3 separate regions of the Homo sapiens genome follow, and all the other regions are linked to region 1. A link is a loop called in an ENCODE intact Hi-C map of the cell type or tissue named here. Cell type or tissue: heart left ventricle. All regions are shown on one strand.

The links. A loop is a pair of places that touch in the nucleus more often than their neighbours do. Peaks named below come from ENCODE experiments on the same cell type or tissue, not always from the same donor. Only the 100,000 strongest peaks of a DNase experiment are listed, where the experiment ranks them.
Region 2: a loop joins it to region 1, with 4 times the contacts of the local background. A loop is called at or near these places in 38 of 110 quality-filtered maps.
Region 3: a loop joins it to region 1, with 5 times the contacts of the local background. A loop is called at or near these places in 4 of 110 quality-filtered maps.

Annotation. Positions count from the first base shown.
Region 1 is chr11:120,681,883-120,689,882 of GRCh38, reverse strand. The region is part of intron 3 of GRIK4 (glutamate ionotropic receptor kainate type subunit 4); the gene reads right to left. Among named protein-coding and RNA genes, the nearest start is that of GRIK4, 170 kb to the right of the region's middle. In heart left ventricle, a CTCF peak has its summit at 4,772 (motif pointing right); no DNase peak of the experiment used is centred here; H3K27me3 peaks cover 2,643 bases.
Region 2 is chr11:120,949,473-120,957,472 of GRCh38, reverse strand. It overlaps GRIK4 (glutamate ionotropic receptor kainate type subunit 4), which reads right to left. Exons shown (of 21, transcript NM_014619.5): 15 at 4,509-4,618; 16 at 520-693. It overlaps LOC101929208 (a long non-coding RNA gene), which reads left to right. Exons shown (of 3, transcript NR_133004.1): 2 at 6,433-6,524. Among named protein-coding and RNA genes, the nearest start is that of TBCEL, 71 kb to the left of the region's middle. RefSeq lists an enhancer at 1,473-1,973. In heart left ventricle, CTCF peaks have their summits at 4,255 and 4,456 (motif pointing right); a DNase peak (open chromatin) is centred at 4,492; H3K4me3 peaks cover 362 bases; H3K27ac peaks cover 240 bases; H3K27me3 peaks cover 440 bases.
Region 3 is chr11:120,313,280-120,321,279 of GRCh38, reverse strand. POU2F3 (POU class 2 homeobox 3) reads right to left here. Exons shown (of 13, transcript NM_014352.4): 11 at 5,853-5,919; 12 at 3,916-4,051; 13 at 1,335-2,927. The coding sequence ends at 2,888. Among named protein-coding and RNA genes, the nearest start is that of TLCD5, 8.0 kb to the left of the region's middle. RefSeq lists a cis regulatory region at 7,397 and an enhancer at 7,325-7,469. In heart left ventricle, no CTCF peak of the experiment used is centred here; a DNase peak (open chromatin) is centred at 3,979; H3K27ac peaks cover 2,655 bases.

The DNA.
Region 1 (8,000 bases):
GGAGACCATGGAGATGAAAGGGTGTTCTCCTGCCTTCAAGGAGTTTGCCCTGGCGGGGGTGTGGGAGTAACCAACAGACAGAGACAAAAGCTGCTATGAGATGAGCAGAGTGTGATTTATTTTAACAGAGGAGGAAACTATCAGGTAACTCAGAAGAGAAATGACTCATTTGGACTGGGAGGATCAGGGAAGTTTCCAGAAAGGAGGTGATATGTGATCTGGGTCTGAGGTAAAGGGTAGACTTTTCATCAGGTGAAGATGGCAGGAAAGGACATTTCAGGCACAAGGAACACCACCAAGAAAGCCAAGGGACAAAGAAAGTGCTGGTTGTCTACAGGAATACTGAGTGGCCAAGTGAACTCTAGAACAGGGGTGCAGTGTAGGGTTGGGAGGGAATGGAGGAAGATGATGAAGGAAAGGAGGGTGGGTATGGCTGGATCATGGAAGGGATACTGCACACTAAGGAGTTGGTATTTCATAAATAAGAGAAACCCTAAGAAATTCCTGGGCTGTCAACAACAGCCAGGTCTGTATTTTGGGAAGAAAAGCATGGGTTCAACATTTAGAATAGGCTCAAGAAGTGAGGGATGGGAGGCAGGTAGGAGGCTCTTGCCAGGCAAGAGGTTATGAAGGCTCGACGAGGGTAAGGGCAGAGGCAATGGAAACTTCCGGTTTCCATAGAATTATGTCCGTGTTATCTCAATATTGTAGCAGCACTATTCCTCAACCTGTTCCTTCTGCCTGGAAGGCCCTCCACCCATCCCTGTGGCTTACCCAAGCCCTGACTGGGCTTGGTGCTCCCAATGCAGCAGGGGCCTTCTTCCATCCTAGCACCTAGGACTATTGTTATTGATCATCTGGTTACTTGTCAGCCTCTACCATCAGACTGTGAAGTCCTGAAGGGTAGGACTTTGGTCTTTATCTCTGTTTTCCCAAGACCTGGTGCAGAAAGGTTTCTGTGATGGAAGGGAATATCCATACAATGCTCTCTGCACATACAACCTCTCTTTCTTCCATACCACATCCATAAGCACACTCCATTCTGGCATATATATGGGCTACTCCCATGTTCAACCTCTCTCTTACATCTCACGCCCTTTCTGACCCCCATTGCTCTACTTCCAATGTAAAGCATCCTTGACTAGCCTCTCTCAACCCCATTAAAATGTGATTAATTATTTTCGGCTCTCATGCAGATCTCCATATTGGATTATCTGGGCTGAAACACAATCTGTTTGCTGGTATCAAAATGCTGCTACTCACCCATGGGATTAACACTCTGACAAAATCATTAGAAACCTGATGAAGTATCGAGGCCTCCTGGGCTTGCTGAACACTCATTCCTCATCCCAGTGAATGCCTTCTTCCTGGGCCCACAGTTACACTCCCATCCATTTCCCTGCCTTCTTCATGGTGAGGCAGCCCAGACACTCAAGGGAATGCCTTAAACAGTGTTTGCTCCTAGTTGGCTGGGCCAGCTACCAAGACACCCAGCTAAGAGCTGCTCTTGTAATCCTGTGGTTTTTATGTGTTAATAGTAAGCATCTGACTTCCTCTTCGGGGTAGGGTGGGATAGTTTGTGGCCAATCAATGCTTCCACTAAGAACTAGAAATGCTAGAAGAAATATAACAATCATCTGTTTCAAGGCACCATTGACCTGCTGGAGCAAGAAGGATGGGAGAGGATACAGTTACTGAGGGGGGAAAGTGTGAAGAGGTGAGCTGATATTCTGTAATCACTTCCGGAGGGTATGTCATTTCTAGGCCCAGGATGAGAGGCTGAGAACCCAGGTTTGCAAGAAGCAAAGACTGCTGCTGGGGGACAAAGAAGCCAGCAGAGCTCTGGCAGCCTTGGGACTAGAGAGAGAAAATTAAGGACTTGAGGGTCCTCAAATATAGGGTCCCAATTTTCTCCTTAAGTCATTTACAGAATTCTGAAGCTGAATGGAGGAGAAGGCCAAAAAATCTCAGCCGAAAGTCTCTATAAAGCAGAGAGTGTTTTCTGGCCATTCTGAGGCACTGAACAGCAAGACTAGAATTGAGGACCTGCTGGGGAGGGGACCCAGTAAACACAGGAGGCTCTCAACTAATGGTGGCTCTGCTCTGGGAAAGGAGTGAGCCAGAGGTAAACTAAATCTGACCAAAACACAACCCGGCAGGGACTCAGTTCAGGCTTTAATTGGATTAAGATCATTGGTTTTACTCTGCCTAGCAATGAGTAAAACACCTCTTGAGGAAGATCACAGCAGGTACAGCCTATACAATGTCGAGCATTCAATAAAAAAGTTATTAGGCAGATCCAACTACAGGATCATATGGCCAAAATCTAAGAGGGAAAAAACAACAACAACACACAATAGAAACAGATTCACAGGTGATCTAAACAGACAAGTTAACAGAAAAGGACTTTAAATGTGATAAATGTATTCCAAAAAAATGGAAAGAAAATACAAAAAATAGATGAAAATAAAGAATCTTACCAGAAATTGAAAACAACAAAAAACAATCACTTGGAAATTCTACAAGTGATTAAGAAACATCTTAAAGCGCTGGAGGTTCATTAAAGCAGTATGGTAAAGTGGAAAAAGCACTAGAACCCAAGAGTGAAAAGACCCAAGGCATGGTCCCTGACTCTGCCTGTATCCAGCTAAGACAGCCTGGGGAACCCGCTTCACTCCTGAGCCTTGGTTTCCATATCTGTCAAATGGGATAATGTCATCTACTCTATTTACATAAGCGTCAAGCAGACAAAATTAAATAACACACATAAGATCTCTTTATAAATTACTAATCATACAAATGTAAGGTATCATTATCATAATAGTCTAGCATGAATTCAAAACAGTGCTTCTGCTCCATCACCAGAAGTATTTTATGTCAATGTCAGGTAATTAGTGTGCCCTTGACTAATTATTATAAAGGATTTTAACCAGAGAAAGCTAAGAGGGAAATAATAGCACAACAGCCAACTCACTGTTACTTATGTTGGAGTTAATAACGCACTTTGGGAATTATCCCTGGACAACTGAAAACCCTAAACTAGCTTTTTCCGCTGCTCTGCCTATGCGTGGATCACCACCTTCAGTTTCCCAGGTGGTGTATGCTCATGGAATGCAAGCTCATATTAATGTATGCCGATAAAACATAATCAGCAAGGTAAATCTGAAGCAGAAATACCTAAATGCTTTCCAAAGCCAACGGCAATAACGTTGAGACAGCCTGTTATTTGGATTCTCCACATCACTGCTTCCCTCTGTTAGCATATTTAATGGAGAGTAACATGCAAGCCTTCACATATAGACGTGATGCAGCCCATCCACTACCAGCAGGACTTGTGAGCTTCCCTGGTATGGTACACAGGCACTGTGTGAGGCCCCCTGGGGAATACAACTATTGTAAGGCCATGAGCCTGGCCTAAAAGGAACTTTCAGTTTTTAGGAAAGATACCGTGTGCTTAAATAATTATAATACAAGGTAGACAGTGATTTAGGTACTATAAGTGGCACAGTTAAAGAAGTACAGGTATTTGTGTGAAAGCTGATTTGGAATTGGGTTGATAATAGACTTCACGGTTGAGGCAGCAACAGAGTTTGGCCTTGAAAGACAGAAAAATGGATATTCTAAGCAGAGGGCAGGGTATGAGTAAAGTCACACTTTAAAAATGCAGGATAGGTATGAAGAATTGGGTTCAGATTGATGGATGTATCATGCTTTTTTTTAAGAAACTAACATTTATTATGCGCTTACGATGTGCCACATAGTTTACATACATTATCCCATTTGGTGTCCAAAATAATCCCTTGAATCACATGTAATTAATCCCACTTTAAAGGTATACTGAGACTCAAAAGTAAATTAATTTACCCAACATCCCTCAGCTGAAATCTACAGCCTAAGTAGATCAACACATGTTGAACTCTGCGCACAGCTGGAGTTGGAGAGAGGTAGCGCTGCAGATGATTTGGAAGTTGTTTACTTCCAGGGAGGGCACAAGATTGCCCAGAAAGGGTGAGGGAGGCACAAAGGGCTTAGGGCAGAAGAATCATCAGCAAAAGAGACAAGAAAGGAGTTGTTAGCAATAAGAGAAGGACTGAGAAAGACGACCATAGCCTAATGGAAACCAAGATCAAGAGAGAGCTTCAAAAAGCTTCAGAACTGCAACTGCTGCAAAAGTGAAGGGGGATGAGATGAGGAAGACCAAGAAAATGCCATTGGGTTGGTGGTCTTCAAAAAAATGAGTTTGATAGGGAAAAGAATGCCTAGGTCCAGGTGTGTGCATGGAGAAAAAGCCGGCCTGCCCCAGGGACATGGGGCACAGCAACAGAACAGCCTAAAGCAGAGCTTTGAACACTTGTCTGATGGCATCATCTGGGGGTACCTATTAAAAATATTAACTTCCAAGTCCCATCCTAGTCCCACCAATCAGAATCTCTGGCAGGTGAGGGGTACGGGCGGACCCAGGAGGTATCCCAGAAGAGCCCTACATGACAAGGGTTAGACCCATGTTTCTCAAACTTTAATGAACATGAGAATCACCTGGGGATTTGATGAAAATGCAGACACTGATTTAGTACCTCTGGGATAGGACTGGAGATTTTGGATTTTCACACTCTCTTAGGTGATGTCAATGCTGCTGGTCTGAGGGTCATATTTTTAACGACAATGAACTAGACTAAAGCTCACTTGTCCTCCAGAGAGGGAGGTGTCAACACCTGGTTCCTCTTGGCACCTTTCCTTTCCAGTACCTGAAGACTAAGCTCCAAGCTCCTTTCCACACTCACCGACAGATGGCAGCAGATCTAAATGTCATCTTCCACAGAAGTACTGACTCAGAGGTTCCCTTCCATTCCATCTGACTTCCTTCACAGCTTAAAAAGCACCTTTATGGCCAGGTGTGGTGGCTCATGCCTGTAATCCCAGCACTTTGGGAGGCTGAGGCAGGCGGATCACGAGGTCAGGAGATCGAGACCACAGTGAAACCCCGTCTCTACTAAAAATACAAAAAATTAGCCGGGCGCGGTGGCGGGCGCCTGTAGTCCCAGCTACTCGGAGGCTGAGGCAGGATAATGGCGTGAAGCCGGGAGGCGGAGCTTGCAGTGAGCTGAGATCGCGCCACTGCACTCCAGCCTGGGCGACAGAGCGAGACTCCGTCTCCAAAAAAAAAAAGCATCTTTATTTACTCCTCCAAGATGAATCACCGTGTCAGGTAAGCACAGAAAAGCTTTCCTTGACTACTCTGGTAAAGAAAGGGTGAATTCTCCTGCACCTAGGCTCTTTACCATATATTTAGAGTCTGCATCATTCATTGAACACTTAAATATGTTTTGCCTTGCTAAAGTAACTAAACGGTCTTGCACTGTCATTCACTTTTCATGTGTGTTCGTATTGTCTCCACAAACTCTTAGAGGTTAGGGATCAAATAATGTCAATTTTCTTCTTAACCCTGACTTACAATGGCTTGGCCATACTATGAATAACTGAATGGGCCAACCGACCATCAATTAAATCAAATTCATATTCCATTTGTTTCGCTTTGATTTCTTTCCTTTTTTATTTCTTAGAAACTGGCTCTTGCTCTGTCACCCAGATGGGAGTGCAGTAGTGAGATCTCAGTTCACTGCAGCCTCAATCTCCCAGGCTCAAGTGATTCTCCTGCCTCAGCCTCCCAAATAGCTGGAACTACAAGCATGCACCATTACGCCCAACTAATTTTATTTTTTTGTAGAGCCAGGGTCTCCCTATGTTGCCCAGGCTGGTCTCGAACTCCTGGCCTCAAGCAATCCTCCCACCTCAGCCTCCCAAAGTGTTGGGATTACAGGTGTGAGCCATTACACCCAGCCTCACTTTGCTTTCTTCCCAGAGAAACAAAAACAAAAAAAGTCTTGCCAGAAAGTGTTAGTGGTCTGGAAAAGTTCTGTACTTATTTGCAAGTCTGTGTTCAGAATCTTCCAACACATTGCTAGGGATAACGTTTTCTAGCCTGGCAAACGGGTACTCCAGAGCTTGTGCTGACTTTATCTAAAAACCTGCTGGTCTGTCAAGACCCTTCTTTACTTTTCTATGGCTAGCCTCATCATTGACCAATATGCCCCCTAGGCACAAACTTCACAGCTTTCCACTCTTTACTTCCAGTTACAATGTCTTGGCTGGTTAAGTCTGGTCTATACTTTAGTCCTGCAGTTCATTATGCATTCACTAGACAATGTCTATTTTGCAAATCTTTCTTTTTTGAGCAAATATTTAGGTTGCTCAGTCCTGGGCTCACCATGCCACTTTCCAGACATTCTCTCCCTAGGACACGGCCTGGTCCCACGGCTCTGAATACCACTTATATGTCAAAGATTCTCCATTTATGTCGCCACCTGGGACCTCTTCTTCTAATATCTTATGTCCATCTGACTCCCTGACATCTATACTTGGATGTTTTACAATCATTTCTCATTTAACATGTGCCACATAGAATTCTTGATCTCCCCGCCCCTACCCCAAGGTCTCTCCTCCCTTCTTCCCCTTCTTAATAAATGATACTTTGGCTACCTACTTGGTCATTGTTGAGCTTTCCTTCATCATTCACATCCAGCCTACTACCAAGACTAGTCAGTTCAACTTCAAAAAGATGTTTACTTCTCACCATCTCCATTGTTACCCTCCAAGCCAACATCATCTCTGGCCTGGATTATGAAATAGTACCTAAAGCCATTTTTTTAGCTTTACACTCATTCATCTATCGGTTCATGCAACAGTTTATGGAGTGTCCACTCTGTGTTAGTCAATGCTCTTAAACCAGGGCAGCAAGCCCAGGAAAGACCAGTGAGTAAGTCTGCTACAATGAAGGTATCTCTGAGGAACGATGACACACAAGGAGGGTATAAGCAACAAGAGAGAGGGGGAGCAGTATCAGGGAGCGTGTCACAGAGAACACGACACTTAACCTGGGTTTTAGAGAACGAGTAAGCATTCACCAGGCAGACACTTGGAACAAAAGCCTTCTAAGTGTAGTGACAGAGGTGGAAAAGTGTGTCATGTTCAGGGATCCTCAAGCAGAGAAAAGTTGAGAAGGTCCATGGAGAGGTGGCTGGTGAGGTAGGGAGGGGCTTGGATCCTATCCTATAGGCAGTGTGAGCATGGGGAAGGGTTTAAGCAGGGAAGAGGCCACATATCTATGCAACCCACTTCCCATGTATAAGATGGAAACTGTGTCGGGCACTGGGAATATGGTTCAAAATGCAGAAATGGCATTTTACCTGTAGGATAAATAGGAGTTGGCCAGATGGGAAAAAAAAAAAAAAAAGATGGGGGCAAATAGTGGTCTAGACAGAGACAAGAGCATGCATGGATACGGCCCTAAATCAGGAAGCCTCTTGGTGCACTCAAGAAACTGATACTAGGCCAGTGTGGGCAGAACTTGGCGAGAGAAAGAAAAAGCATCAAGAGCTGCAAATGGAGGGAGTCAAGACCAGACCATGCTACAGGCCAAATAAGCAAGTGTGTCTCCTCTTTGAAGGACTCTCCTGGGGACCCAGACCCACTCCCTGCTCAAGTGAAGCCTCGCTGGGCCTCTGGCTGCCACCATCTTGCCTTCTGCCAGCAGCAGGGAAGCCCTCCCGCCACCCGTCTGCCTGTCCATTGGCCGCCAAGGTGACACCACCAAATGCATTTCTTTCCAGCCTGTGCTCTGAGAGACACCAGGATTTGCATTTCAATTCGACTTCCTTCTGACGATTCCAGCCAAAGCTTGGAAATCACTGCCCCTGTCACTGTCTCAGCAGCTCGGTTTTTCTTCTTTCCTCCCTCCACCTCCAGGGAGGGCTGTTTTTATCTTGACATCTCACTCCTCGATGCTGAGAAAAGTCATCCTTAACAGCAGTTTTATTGCCCAGTGATATTAACACAATGAAGGAAATCATTGCTAATTTTTATGAATTATCTCATCATCTGCAACTAATTAACAGCTGCTGAAAGAGCAGGCATTATGCTTCCCCTTGGAGAGCCTTTACCCG
Region 2 (8,000 bases), 270 kb before region 1:
CTGAACGACAAGAGTTGCGTTTTCCCACACCTGCTGAGGTGAACAGGCCAGCAAGCCCCCAGAGCCAGAGGCAGAGACACAAAGCCTCAGAAGGCTGGTAGAGGGGATGTGATGTAGCAGCCAGGCTGGCTTCCTCCTGCAGGGACTTCCTGCCAGCAGGCTTATACTTGCATAAATCTGCATATGCCTTCTCAAACCTCAGGTCATTTTCAGGTCAGGAAGTTACCATTGCTTTGCTGAAATTCATCAAGGCTGTTTTGTCACCTCCTCTCCCTTCCTCCCTTGGCTCCCCTCTGCATCCAGACCCCAGAGAGTAAGGGGAAGGGGACCAGATGGCACAGAGCAGGCCCCATCCATTGCCCCAAGCTTCTGAGCTGGCAGAAAGCACTCGGCTTCCTGCGTGGGTCTGCTGTAAGAGGCAGAGGCTCTGGGGCTCTAGAAGCTAGAGCCGGCTTATCAGAGGGCCCCTTTTGTGTCCCCACCCCACCTGGCCTGGTTCACCTCTGCCTGGGGCCTTACCAGACGCCACTGACACAGCGGGTGGATAAGGCGCGAGGGGCGATGGTGGAGCCTTGCTGCATGAACCCCCCGACCGGAAACCAGAGGCTGTTGCCCAGGGAGTACTGGTTCACCAGGAGGTTGCACCGGCCCTGGGCACATGGGTGTGGGCTGTACCACTCGTAGGGCGTCAACCTGTGGGAGAAAAGGAACATACACTAGTGCCACAGAGGCGGGGTGTGAAGGGACACAGGCAGGCTCTCCTGGCTGGTCTCACCTCTGAGACCGGCCTGTGGCCTTGGGCAAGCCACTTCCCTTTGCTGGACTTGGAGTTTCGCAACCAAAAAAAAAATAAAATAAAATAAGTGGGTTGAACTGGGTTGATGGTTCTCAAACTTTTTTTTAATCAAAGAGACATTTTTACCCCCAATAAATTCTGATGTGGAACTCCAAAATACAGAATAGAGGATGGCCAGGTGCGGTGGCTCATGCCTGTAATCCCAGCACTTTGGGAGGCCGAGGCGGGTGGATTGCTTGAGTCCAGGGATTCGAGACCAGCCTGGGCAACACAGCGAAAACCCGTCTCTACTAAAAAATACAAAAAAATTAGCCAGGTATGGTGGTGTGTGCCTGTAATCCTAGCTACTCAAGAGGATGAGGTGGGAGAATCACTTGAGTCCGGGAGGTAAAGGCTGCAGTGAGCCAAGATCCCACCACTGTACTCCAGCCTGGACAAACAGAGTGAGACCCTGTCTCAAAAAAAAAAAAAAAGATTAAGTGGAGCCCCTGAGGCTAGGAGTGTCAAGAGGTGGACAGCCTGGGAAGCCGCTTGTTCTGTCACTGCCAGTGACAGGGTGATGAGAGAGATATTAGTGTCCCTTAGAACCACGGTTTGAAGACCCTCAGCCTAGAGCAGTGGCCCTCCAGCCTTAGCCTACCTCAGAACCACCAAGCCGGTGTGCTGACACAGATGGCTGGGCCCAGCCTCAATGCTTCTGCACTGGTAAGTCTGGGGTGAGGCCTAAGAATTCCCAAGTTTCCAGATGATGCTGGTGCCACCGGGCCAGTGTCCATACTGAGAGCCACTGGCCTCGATGGTGTCTAAAGCCAGGCTCTCCCTGTCTGTGTTTCAGACCTCCCCAGAGCCTTTCAAAAAAAAAAAAAGAATGCTGCTGCTTGAGTTCCACTCCCAAAGATTCTGGTTTCATTGGCTCAGGTGGGGCCTGGACATCAGTGTTTGTTTAAAGCTCCCCAGTGAGTGTAATGCACGCATGGGGCTGAGAAGGGCTGCTCTAAGCTCTGTGCCTTGGGGTGAGGTGGGGACACTCCCCTGCTTTCCCTCTCAGCCTCACCACTGGCGTCTCTCTGAATGGCCCCTCTGATGCCCAGAATGCCTGCTCTTCCCCTGCCCGCCAGGGAGATGCTTGCAGCCCCGGCCCATCTTGTACGCAAAGCCTTCCAGCTCTGACGAGAGAAACTGTATGCACAGGTGTGCACCCCCAGGAGGGCGGGGTGCTGTGTGCTCGGTGTTATCTTCACACTGCTCTTTCCCGTCCTGCACTCGGCCTGATGTGCACTTAGTGTTCCCACTGTCGCTGCCTCCCGTTTCCATCCGCGCCTCTCCTTCCTGAGTACAACACAAACGTCTCAGCATTGGTCCTTTGACCTGTGAGATGTGCTCTGTCCCTCTGTGTGGGTCCCGAGGAGCTGGCTGGCACTCTGGTGCCCCACTTTGTTGGCTCCCAAGCCTACGGACCATTGGTGGGATCTGCAGAACTTCAAAGATACAGATTCTCAGGCCCTTCCCCTAGAGATTCTGAGCTCATGGGACCTGGGAATTCAAATGTCTAAAAGCTCCCTACAGGACTCTGAAGATCAGCTCTCTTGGGAATGGCTACCTAAGAGCTGTTGTTTTCAGACATTTTTTTTTCCCTGTAAAATCTTACCCGAAGTACAATATATAAGAAATAAAAGTAGAGCTGGTCTGGATGAGGAGGAGTTGGGGACCCAGGGCTCTGGCTGCCCAGCCTCTTGTCATTCCACCCCCAAAGGCTCTGGTTGCTCCCAGGAGCCTTTGCAGTCCATAGAACCATGTTTGAAAATCACTACCTTAAGACAGAATACCCTAGACTCCAGTATTGTTTGTGTGTGTGTGTGTGTGTGTGTGTGTGTGTGTGTGTGTGTGTGTGTGTAGTGAGAGAGAGAGGCCGTATGGTTAGCCCTTTAGCACATTTTCTGTTAACCTTTCTGTGATGCTAGATGCTGGAGGGGGTGTGTTTGGATGTGGAGGGGAGGGAGGAGGGGCAGCGTAACACCCCAGGGCTGGTTGAAAGCTCTAGGCTGCTGTGGGTATGCTGAAGCAGGCTTGTATGTATCTGCTCTCCAAACCCCAAGACTTTTCAGGGCCCTTGAGGTGACCTGAGTGTTGTGGCATGCCACACGCAAGGGCTCACATCCAAGGGGCAAGTGTGAATTACAGAGCAGTGGCACCAGGCTCACGGAGACAGCCTCCTAACATGGCAGCAGTGTGGCAAAGTGGAGAGGGGAGGTGTCAGACAGCGTGCTAGCTCCCCATCTCGCAGGCCGTCACTGACAGCAGATACTCAACAGTGGCCATGCCTACAGGCCCGAGAGGGGTTGGTGGTGCCCAAGCAGCAAACTCTGCCACGTTTGAAAATGACCAGGTTGTCAGCAAGGCCTGTCTTTTTTTGGCTGCATCTTGTGGGCCCCAAAGACCTTCCTGATCTTGGGGACCTTGGTCTCCACTAGAAGAGGTATGTGCAGACAGGTTGATGCAACCCTTCTCTGGCAGTCTGGGAAGTGCCCTCAGGGGTTAGGTAGCCCGTGGTTCCCTAGGGCTTACCATGCGGCAGCTCCATCCCCAAGTGCCCCCATCAATCCAGTGAATGAACGTGCCCTAGGGGAAGACCCCACCCACCCCACAGAGATGGGATGTGCACTCTAACACTGTCTGCCCTCCCACTGTGGCCTAGAGGCAAAGGTAACAACTGAAGAGACACCTGCAAACCAGAGCCACGGACAGATTCCAGAAGCTCCTCCTGAGTAGTTCTCTGCTCCCACATAACAGCCCTTTGTGAGCCTCCACTGCAGTAAGTGGAGGGTTAGCAGCACTAGGGACCTGAGTGAGTGGCCTGGGAGCCACCAGGGCTCATCCCACTTCTGGAGGGTTAAGCTGGCTCTCCTGCAGCTCAGGCTGGCCCAACAGCCTTGGCCTGGAGCGAAACTACCTTTGCTGTGCACAGTCTTGGGAGGCCACAGCCTCAGGCTGCTCCTCAGGTTTTTCCAAAGGGCCAGGGCAGCCCCTGGTTTCCTGGGGATAGGGCAGGGCTTATTCTCCCCCCTCCCTGGTCTGGCCCGTGCGTCTCAACTCAGCACTTCTTGAAAACGCCTCTCTCCATCCCGTCTCCTTGCCACCCGCCAGCAGCCTCCATGGTTCCCATTCGACAAGGCAGCTGTGTTTTCAGAGGCAGGCCCAGGCTGTCTGCAGAGAAAGCCTTCTCCCTGGCCTGCTCCACTGCAGCCCCCAGTGCCCCCAGTCCAGATTTGCAGGCTCTGTTCCTTGTCATTCGGCACTTTGTGGCAGATCCTTTGTGGCAATGACTGATGCCAGGGCAGCCAAATGCACAGTGCTTAATGAGAGTCATCTTCCTGCCAACCCCACCCCTCCTCTCTTCCCAGGGCTCCTACACAAGCAAGGGGCTTAGGTGGGGGTCTGGGGAGAAGTGGGAGGGGACAGGAGGCAGAGGTGCAGAAGCCAAGCCACCTGTCTGCGTCGTGCACAGTGGGGAATGTTTGGATGGGCAGCATGAGGTCGACAGCTGGGCAGAGAGCATTTCAGGCCCCCAGTCCTTCTCCTGTCCTTCTAGTTTGGCACCAAGATCTTCCCAACTCCTCCTCCCCCTCTCCTCCTCCCCACCCCCTCCCCATGCAGTTCCCAGAGGTGGACACGAGGTGGCGGTGTAAGGACAGGGAAGGGAAGAGGAGAGTACCGAGCCACCAGGAAGAGGACACAGCTGACGGCCAGATAGGCTAGAAGCATGAAGAGCCAGACGCCCGGAGAAAATGGGTCCAGGAAGGAGAAATAGCCGGGTTTGCGTCCCTGGAAATGGAGAGAAAAACAAGATTCACCGCACATATTCAGTCAACATGACCTTGGGGCAGGCAGGGCGGGGTAGAGGAGGTAGTGAGTGTGGGTCTGGCCCCAGTTCCCATTTCTGTGGGTTCTGGGTGATTGGTTTAAATGACACTGGGAATGAGGGTGTTGCCGGGCTGCGCAAATGACACGACCCAGCCCTGACCTCAGCAGGTGACACAGAACAGCAGCAGGGGCCATGCCACTCCCTGGGGTGAGGCAGGCTTTGTGCTGGCAAAGAGGAACAACCCTCAGTGCCCCGAAGTACCACCCTGTGTCCTCCATCGGGGGTGGAGGATGGACTCAGGAAGCACCTTTGAGCTGCTGCTGTCTGCATTGCTGAATTCGACCACAGCATCCCTCTTAGACACTCACATCTTTTTCACCAGGATGCTAATACAACCGGAGTCTCTGGGTTTTGTTTGCAGGGTGATCTCACACAGTGAGACCTTCCCCCGTCAACCTCAAAACAGTCCTGGGAGGCACAAATTATTATTCTCATTTTACAAGTGAAGAAGCCAAAGCCGAGGGCAGTCAGAGATGTGCCCGAGGTTCCACAGTGCGTAAATGGAAGAGCCGGGACCCAAAAAAGCCCATGTTTCCTGACTCAAAGCCCAGGGCTCACTCCACTGCACCGTGGGAAAACACGTTGCAAGGCCAGGGATGAGTCTGGCCAGAGTCCTGTGAGCCAGACAATGGAGCCAGGAATGGAATCCTGGGCACCAAGCTCCCCGCCATTCTTCACGGGAAAACAAAATGGAATGAGAAGGATGGAGTTAAGTCATCTGCTCCAAGTCTTTAGCCGTGTGGTCTCAGGCAAGTTCCCACCCCTTTCTGGCCTCAGTTGGAGTGGGAATAGATCCGAGGTGACACACCAGTGGCTTATGGATGCATACGGCCCACAGAGTTGAATTGTTTATCCTGCAGCATCTACCTAGTTTGTATTAGTTGCCAGCGTTAAATAATTAGGTAACTTCACATACAAATCTAGATTTCTGGCTTTTTAAAAAATGGGGTGATCCAACACCACTGAGTCCAACTTCCCAACTGGCTGAAGCTGAGTGTGGGCTGCCCACTGGAGACAGGGCATATTCTCTGCAGCTCCATGCTGCTACCCTGTCTTGTCCCAGGCTGGTTTCTTTCATTTACTATAAAACCACTGGACTAGATGCACCCTAAGGACTATTGTAAATGGAAAACGCTATGATTCTATGATGCCAGAAATCCAGGAAGTCCATGGATAGGACTGAAAATCAGTACTAAGCTCAGGGTTCTATGAACAGGTAAGCGTTTAAGCTCAAAATTGTATCAGTCATGGCGCAACCTACTGTCACTATCAAGGCATGTCATTTTTACACTGGGTTTCCCAGAAACACAAAAGGGAACTCCCTTTGCCAATACCGAGCTAAACTCAACCAGCCTTCTGAGCTTTCATTATCCAGGGGAAGCTAGAAGAAGCTGAGAAACTCCAAGTAGCAATAGCTATTTCCACGGCTGCATCTGAGGCAGGTGGGAGGAGACAGTTCTGCACGCTCCTGTTGTATTTGCATAGCCCCCATCATGGGTGATTTTCCGCTCCTCTTCTGGATGCTTTTCCCTTCCTTCTTAGGGAGCCGGTGGGCCTGCGGTGCAGTTTTACTTTCCTCTTTGGAGGGTACACGGAGAGGATGGAAATACTCATCCTCTGCCAAAAAGGGCAGCTGTTCTTGGGCACTGTGGCCTTTCAGCAGCATGACAGTGACCTCTCACGTGATCTATCTGAAACTGTTTTTCTTTCACAGTATTGGCTCAGACCACGGAACTGCCCTTTGATACCAATTGCAAGTTCTCTGACCCACTGTGGATCCATGCTCAGTCTGCATACAACACTCAGGTATTACTGGAAAAATGAAAAATCTGGGGGACAAAACCCAGTAACTTAGGGAAGGGAACAGGAGAAGAATGAGGAAATCATTTGAGCTTGGCTCATCCCGTCATTACATAAATCCTCTAACAGAAGGCAAAGGACTCCAGAGCAGCAGAATCCAAGTCCCCAGTTAATCATTCCTGTGTCCATCATGGCTTGACTGTGTTTCCTTCATCATCCTAAGAGCCAGAGGCAGACACAGGAAGACACAGAGAGGGTAGCATCCATATACAGAGTCCAGAAGCAGTAAAGGAGCCGATCATGCCTATACTCCTACTGCAATAGAAATCACTAGTGTGGTCCACTCCTGGGGTCTTTTTTGACCCCCAAGTTTCTCTGAGTAAATGTGCATGAATTCCACATGCCCTGTCACTTATGACTATTTCAATCTGTCTCTCAACTGAAAAATCTATTACTGTTGCTTTCTGAATCTGAAAACCCATTAGATGCTCAATGTCAGAAATCTATACCTGATTATATCACAAGTGAAATTGAGGAAAATGACAGCACTATTTAAAGCTGCCATATTTGGTTATGGGTGATAAGGAATGATGCACAGCTGTGGGAAAAATTCCTAGAGACCAAAGTTATAAAACAGAGAACATCACACGAACAAAAACCATGACATAAACAAAGCTCCCCCAGAAACATATCAGTCACGTTGGCAAGGCAACATCTGATTCTACTTGTGATTGACTGACGCCAACCAGAAGAGCAAGGAATGGGCAGTCATTTGAGATTTGGGTCTGGGCTTATACAGCCTTGGCTTAGGCTAAATCCATGCTGTCTCTATGATGCCAAAGAGAAGTATGTGTCTTGCAAGATTCTGAATGCCTACCATTTTTTTCTATGTGGATGGTTTAGATCACTTTCTTCCCAAAAGACATGTGAGTTACTGGCGCTTGGGGCAAATCAGGTGTCATATGCCATAGGCATTTCTTCCAAATAATTGATTTTCCTTAGCCCAAAGGAGGTATGACAGTGATGCCTTTCTTTTGAAGAACTAAAAATGCTTCACTATGTTCTCTTGATTTCAATACCCAATTTTCCATACTGACAGATGGAAGAACTGGGACCCAGGGAGGTTAAGTGCCTCGCTCAAATCATTGGCAATGGCTTCAATTTCTCTGGTGCTCATTCATCAAGCTGTGCCATAGGCATGCCACACTCTCCTTCATTCAAATGGCAGCTGTACTGCATCTTCCTCTCCTTTTCATCTTCGCATCTTTATTTACTCCAATAAATTCCCTAATTAATCCCACGCCTTCTCCCCAATGCCAGCAAACTCTCAACCTACACACCCCCTTAGAGTACTCTTAAACATTATTTATTTATACCCATCACCATTTATTGTGACTCTGCTGTATTTATAGGCATTTGTATTGATTTATACACGTCTCTGTTGACTGTGAGTTGGGCCAGTTCCTTCTGGTGAATACAATC
Region 3 (8,000 bases), 370 kb after region 1:
AAATGGATGAAAATCCAAGTTTTGGACAATGCAGAGGATCAGCTTTCAGCACTCACCTGAGTAGGATGTCAAGGTAGCCAGGACTTCTGTAGAAAAGGGTCAGCTCTAGCATCCATGGGCATACAGGGAGGAATGCATGCATGCATGTGTATGTGTGCAGAGATATGCACAGATGGGCTCATGGGTGGTGGAGCAGTCCCCTTAGTTACTTAAAGTACTGCGGAAGGCTCCTCTTGCTGTCTCTTTGCTACATACCTGGCCCCTTTTAACTAGATATTTTCTTGAGAAAGTAAACATTACCATTAGGCCTTCTCCCACTTCATGACGTGAAATAGGAATTTTTAAAGCCCCATTCAAACATCAGGGAGCGGTTAACTCTTCATTATTAATATTTAGGTTTCCTGTGTGGATATTATTATTTGCAAGAAGTGTTTAATCCTAATTTTAGTTTTTCCCCATCAGCCATTACATTTTTGAAGGGCCTCTCTTTCCCACAGGTCAGCGTTTATCTCAGTAATGGTAACTATTTATTACTTATTTTATTTTTTGAGACGGAGTCTCGCTCTGTCGCCCAGGCCGGAGTGCAGTGGCACAATCTTGGCTCACTGCAGGCTCCAACGGTAACTATTTAAATTTGTATTAATCTAAGAAAAAACACAAGAATAGGTTTGCTGCCTTTCAACCTCCTAACCAAAAGTCACAATGCATTCTGAAGCCATATATATATATATATATATATATATATATATATATATATACATGAGACAAATATGTATATTTGAGACAGGGTCTCACTCTGTTGTTCAGGCTGGAGTGCAGCGGCATGATCATTGCTCACTGCAGCCTTGACTTCCTGGGCTTAATAGATCCTCCCATCTCAGGCTCTTCAGTAGCTGGGACTACAGGCATACACCACCAAGCCCAGCTAATATGTGATTATTAAATTACCCTCTGCCTTAACTATTTATTGCTTTATGTTGTGAGTAATGAACAACTGCCGTTCAGGGTATCTGAGACATGAGACATTAGCCTCAGTCCCCACCTCTTAAGTTTCAAATGACTTCACCTTAAACATTCACCATCCTCCCACTTACAATATCTCTGGCCTACTCTGCCCTCAAGGTAGTTATGTTACAGAGAGTAACAACTCTGAATTCTTCAGGGCCCTGTAATAACATATGTCATCTTTAGCATCAGTTTGGGGAGTAATACACTTAATGTCCCAATTTGAAACATTTTCTGTCATCCCATTTCATTATATGCACTCACATGCCCCCCACAACAACAAAAAGGCACAGAACAAGAATCTAAACCTCTTCTTATCAACAGTGGGATACTTTTCATAATCACTATACACATTTATTTAGGAACAGTGAGATTCCTTTGAATCTCAACAGTTTCCTAGACATGTAGTCTTTTTTTTTTTAAGTTACCATTTCTGGAATGGCTTCATGTTACATCTCTACAAACTGGCCCACAAAAAAGCAGACTCTAGAGATAATGTTCCCAAAGAAGTCAACAAAGATTCCCAGCCCAGGCCAGGCGCGGTGGCTCACACCTGTAATCCCAGCACTTCGGGACGCTGAGGTGGGTGGATCAGGAGGTCAGGAGTTCAAGACCAGCCTGACCAACATGGTGAAACCCCATCTCTACTAAAAATACAAAAATTAGCTGGGCTAATTTTTGGTGGTGGGCGCCTGTAATCCCGCTACTTGAGAGGCTGAGGCAGGAGAATCGCTTGAACCCAAGTGGCAGAGCATGCAGTGAGCCAAGATCATGCCACTGCACTCCAGCCTGGGCTGGAGCAAGACTGTCTCAAAAAAAAAAAAAAAAAAGAAAAAGAAAAAAAAATCCCAGCCCATGTGGGAACTCTGGAAGGTAGCACAGTATTTCACACTTTGGTATTTCCCCCCCTTTTTTTTAAAGAAGATAAAATATTACAGAGACATTTTCAAAAATCACACCTGAGTTAAACATTTTGCTGGAAAATTCCACATTAAGGAGTTAAGAACATAATGCAAAAAATGGGAAAGGGCTATATACAGGTACTTTGCCACCATCATTGTTGTGTGTTTGCTCTTGTGTTCTTCCTTTTCTGCTGCCAGGAGAAAGGAGAGGGGACAGGATAAAGAGAAACACAGGGAGGAAGGGAAAGAACAAGCACTCCTGAGCCCTAGGCAGACGTGGACAGACAGAAGGGCACCAGCAGGCGTTGCAACATGCCCAGGGCACCCACCAAGGGCAGCTCTTTTACACCTTCTGCAAAAAGGAGGGGACCTGGAGGGCGCAATAATGAATGGATTTGATTGTAGAAAAGGGGGCGAGGTTAAAAAGAAAATGGGGTGAGATGAAGATTCCATCAGAAAACTTAGCTGTACAGAGAAAACATCAAGGCTTTGGTGGAGATATCAGATTCAAATCTTTTCACAGATTTTGGGATCAGTTCAGGGGTTGTGGCCAAGTTCAGAGTCAAAACTATTATCTCCCCTTCTGGTGTTTGGCACCCCAGCCAAATGGCTGTCCCCAGAAGCCCACGGATGAGTTGGAGAATAACAGCAAGAAGTCTTTTCTCTGAAAGACTATTGCCACAGTGAAGCTGGCTAAAATATTTGGAACTAGAAGGCAAGGGCATAGGCAAGGAAGGTGAAAATGGTAAGCTCCTAGGAGGGGCTGTGTATTTCAAGAGCATTAGGAGTCTGCACTTGGTTCAATCACAGTTTGGATCTCCGGAGGCCCTTGCTCTTGAAGAAGACAAGAGTCTGGGTTCATTGATAGTGGAGATTTTCTTCCACTCTTCTGAAGGCAATCTGTCTGTATATAGAAGGCATGATTCCCTTCCTTCCAGGGGGAATACAGGGCCAGCTGGAGTAGGAGAAACTTTTTGGTCTCAGTGGAGGTAGGTGGAATGATTCCATCGGTACCAAGATCTGGAAGGAAGAAAGAAGTCAATCCTAAAGCTAATAATGTGATGGCGTAAGATGGGAATGGGGAGTGACTGCTAGCAGGTACAGGGGCTTTTGCAGGTAGGAGTAATAAAAACATCCTGGAATTAGATAACGCTGATGGTTGCACAACCTTGTGAATATACTAAAAACCACTGAACTGCACACTTTAAAACGGTGAATTTTATGGTATATGAATTATACCTCGAAACAATTTTTTAAAGCTGGTAATGTATATTATATGGTCCTCTTTCTCTCTCTCAGTAGGGGTAGGTGAGGAGCGCCAACGTTTCGGGCTATGCAACAATTGGCCAATAAGAACTGGCTGCCTTGCTGAACCGCCTGGATTTGGACAGCTGGGTTCATCTTTTCTGACGAACTCAGGTCTGTAACCTACACATCTCTGTGTTGTTCTGAATCAGGGCAGAATCTCTCTTTCACAAGGCATCAGCTCTGAGAATACTTTTTAGAGTAGATTCTTTGCTTCATGAACTGAAGCCCAGGAGGCTGCCTGCCCCACTGCATCCCAGCTGGGAGTGGGAGACAGGAATTGGCACCACTTCCCCCTTTCCCTGTGTCAGCCATGTTTGAAGCCCAGGGTTTTCTTTGTGCCTAAGCTCTGGGCTCACATCAGAACCTCCTGAGAACTGGGTTCCCATGAAGCCCAGCAAAGGACCTGGCTCTTTCTGACATGAGTGTTTGGAAATTTCCACCCTCAAAGTAAGGATGGAAATTTTGACTTTGTTGACATCAGCTCCTTGCCAGGATGGCTCACTGACTGAAGCTTCTTTTTAAAATCTCCACTCCCTAGGGATAAAGTCCAGTCTGGCTGTCACTCTGTCCTCTCTGTGCCACCCCATTCCTCTTTTCCAACCCTTTCTATGACAAGCTTTCTTTCCCAAGGCATAGGCTCAGCTTCTCACATGTCCCTTGGCCCTGCTGGGATGTCTCTGCACCGTCCCCTTCACCTTACCCTGAAGAGTTAAAACTGGAGGCGGAGTTCACTGCTGCTTTGGAGTTATTTTGAGATGCAGTGGGGCTGCTGGCGTGGAGTCCTGAGCCAGGAGATGAAGGCCTGCTGTTGTTCCCAGGGGAACAGGATGACGTTACTGAGGATAAGGAGAGGCAAAAACAAGGGGGAAATAATGCTGCTGGATCCCGGGACATCGGGACATAGCCCCTCAGACACAAATTTCCTGGTGTATCCCCAAAGGGACCTCACCCTCTCCCTAGCCACACCCACCTGACTACCTCCTGCCTCATTAGCATCAACTTCTGCCCACACCCAGAGGGGCTGTCGTCACAAATGCTCTCTGCAGCCCAGGCCCTGGAGAGTGGTGTGGCTGGTTCTGCAAGTCTAAGACTTGCCAAATCCAAGGACAGATGCCAAAATCATCCTACTCTAGGACACACCCTAGGCTGGGCACATGCAGCCCCAGACCAAGAGGCGGTAGGAGAAAAAGAACAAGAAGGAAGAGAGGAGGAAAGAAAGGCAAGTGCATAGGGGAGAAAGAGAACTTGAGGGCACGATGAAAGATTGCCAGCTGCTCTAGTTCTCCAGTCTCCACAAAGAAAAGGTGCTTGGTTTTCTAGAAACTAGAGTAATGAACTGAACTGGGCATGGTGGCTCATGCCTGTAGCCCAACACTTTTGGGAGGCTGAGGCAGGAGGGCCGATTAAGCCCAGGAATTCAAGATCAACCTGGGCAACATGGCGAAACCCAGTCTCTGCAAAAAATACAAAAATTAGCCAGGTGTGATGACATGCACCTGTAGTCTCAGCTACTCAGGAGGCTGAGGTGGGAGGATCACTTGAGCCTGGGAGGTCGAGGCTGCAGTTAGCCATGATTGTGTCACCACATTGCCTGGGCAACAGAGCAAGACGCTGTCTCAAAAAACAAAACAAAACAAAAACAAAAAGAACAATGAACTGGGAGTGAGGGGACCTGAGCCCTGTCTTGGTCCCCAGCCATCAACTCAGCAGCTCTGTGGCCTGTGCTGATTTGTTTCACTTTCCTGAAACTTATTTTCATCCTCTGTGAAATGGCAGATTTGTATTTGGATTAACTCTTGTGTTTGTGTTTCCCAAACTGTGTTCTATGGATAGGGTGACATATATTTTACCATCCAAACTAAGACCCTAAGACACTTTGAAAAGTGGAAGGGGCTGAGTGCGGTGGCTCACGCCTGTAATCCCAGCACTTTGGGAGGCCGAGGCGGGCAGATCACTTGAGGTCAGGAGTTCAAGACCAGCCTGACCAACATGGAGAAACCCTGTCTCTACTAAAAATACAAAAAATCAGCCGAGCGTGGTGGCACACGCCTGTAATCCCAGTTACTCGGGAGGCTGTGGCAGAAGAATTGCTTGAACCTGGGAGGCAGAGGGTGTGGTGAGCTGAGATCGTGCCATTGCACTGCAGCCTGGGCAACAAGGGTGAAACTCTGTCTCAAAAAAAAAAAAAAAAAAAAAAAAGTGGAAGGAAGTGCTATTGATAATTATGTCAGGACATGAAGCAGACACTGGGACTGTCCTGGCCACCCTTGGGCATGCGATCATCCTGTCTAGTGCGTTGAAATAATTAGGTGCTTTTTGAGGACTAGAGTATTACTTTGGGAAGCCTTGCCTCCCCTGGGCCTTCCACACAGTTCATTTTGGAATTTTATGCACCTAAGTGCTTAGAAGTGCTGCAGTTAAAGCAAAACAAAACAAAACAATTCGCTTGTTTAAACTGGGCTTCCTCAGCATTTTCCAGACTTATTTGATCACAGAACCCTTTTTTCCCAACACAGATTTTAATATCCTTTGAAATGCATTTAGGGAAGCCTGACTTAGGTAGATACCTTTCAGTTCTAATATCCCATTTTTTAAAAGAATTCTGGTGTTCTTCAGAAATCTCATTTTAAAGCTCACCTGTTCCAGGCATGGTACTGTGGACAGGAGGGACAGAGAGGGGGCCCAGAGACCCTGAGGGAGATACCTGAAAAACAACAGAAGCTTGTAAATGTCCATTTCTGCTCCCTTCTCCAACTTCAGATCACTCTCCAAAGACAGTAGGCCCCAGACTCTACAGAGACCAGGGCTTGGCTTCCTTGGTGATTTCCTAGCCTACATGCCATCCTCCTTTCTATGGGAAGGCCTCTGGACCACATACTGGCATCCAGAACCAGGTCCAGTCTGCCCCGGAAGTTCCCTGGTGTCAACACCAGGGCCCTCCAGCCCCTGACAATGTGTATTGCCTGATAAGGTTTCTTTGACACTGCCAAGCCGAAGGCTGCCTTGCCTGAGAGCCCTGGAGGTGAGCAAGACAAGCCTCTTGGGCCCTGCTGTGGCAGATACTGCTGGTTGCCTGTCATTTTCTGGTCTCCATTGCTTTTTCCCTAAAAGAACCCTGCTTTTGCTGAGGACAGCAGGGTTGCTCAGCCTAGCAGCCTCTCGCAGGCTTTCCCACTGTGATGGATGAATGGAGCATGGACTCTCCAGAGGTGACTGGAGGCACTGAACTTTGGTCTCTGAAGCTTTTTATTTTGCCCTGGAGACCTCATAGCATCATCAGCTCTGAGATTAGAAAGGGACCTGGGATAACTTTGTTTACCCTCCCATGCAATTCAGGAACCTCCCCCTCACTGTTACTATCCTAGAACAATGTAGAACAAGATGTAATAGAAAGAATAGACTTTGGAGCCCAACAGGTCTGGGAGTAAGACAGCTCCACCACTATCTGTGTGACTTTGGGCAAGTTATCTAACCCTACTGAGATTTGGTTTTCTCATCTGTAAAATAGCAGCAATACTTCCATTATATATTTTAATTAAGTCATAATGAGATAATGTCTGTAAAGCTTCCAACCCAACAGCTGGCAAAGAGTGTCAGCTTGTTAAATGCTAGTTCTCTCCCTTTCTGGAAGAAGCAGCTGTCAACTGCTGTATATTTCTAGATGTTATTCGACTCTTCTTTTGAGCTAAAATCTGTGTATTTTCACTGCCCCTTATTCTTCTCATGCTAACAGGGGAAGCTCTGACCAGGTGTTCGCAAAGGCTATTGAAAGGTAGTTCTGCTCTCCCCAGTTTGGAAGATCCCACCCTAACAGGATGCAGCATGTACTTATTTCGTCATTAATCAGAAATGGTTTTCCTGTTTTCATTTACTTTTCCTTATACAATGAGCCTCCTCAGTAGGCTGGGGGCCTGTGAAGGGTGGAGACGGGCACAGGTTGGGAGGGGTGGCAGAGTGGTAAGAGATGTTATCAATAATCTCCCTACCTCTTCTCCTCCCTCCCTGCTGTCACACCCAAGACATGTGTTGTTGTTGTTGTTGTTGTTGGTTTGAGATGGAGTCTCGCTCTGTCACCCAGGCTGGAGTGCAATGGCACGATCACGGTTCACTGCAACCTCTGCCTCCTGGGTTCAAGCGATTCTTTTGTCTCAATCTCCCGAGTAGCTGGGATTACAGGCACCTGCCACCATGCCCAGCTAATTTTTGTATTTTTAGTAGAGACAGGGTTTTGCCACGTCGGCCAGGCTGGTCTCGAACTCCTAACCTCAGGTGATCCACCCATCTTGGCCTCCCAAATTGCTGGGATTACAGGCGTGAGCCACCATGCCTGGCTTTGTTGTTGTTTTTAAATAAGTGATAATGTATTTGGTCAGTGCGGCCAGCTTGTTTCCTTCTGGAGACAGGCTAGGCATATGCGAACAGACATATACGTGGTTCCCCTTTTTTATTTTCTAGATATATTGTAGCATTCTGCCCACACTGATCTGCACCATTTTGCCTTTCTACCTGCTAATCATTTTATTCCAGAAGCAGAAGAAACTATGTCCTAGTCCCAAGGGACTGTCTCAATGAGACCCAAAGATAGGATCAGAAAATTTTCTCCCTCCTTTTCCTTCATGACATCACAAGTGTTAGTGTAACTATTTATTTCATGTCCTTCACAGCCATTAGGCTGTAGACTTCATGAGGGCAGGGTAACGCCTGTGTGGTTCACTGGTGCACCCCCAGTGCTTTCTACGGTGCCTGGAACGTTGCAGGTGCTCAGTAAATATGTGTCGAATGAAA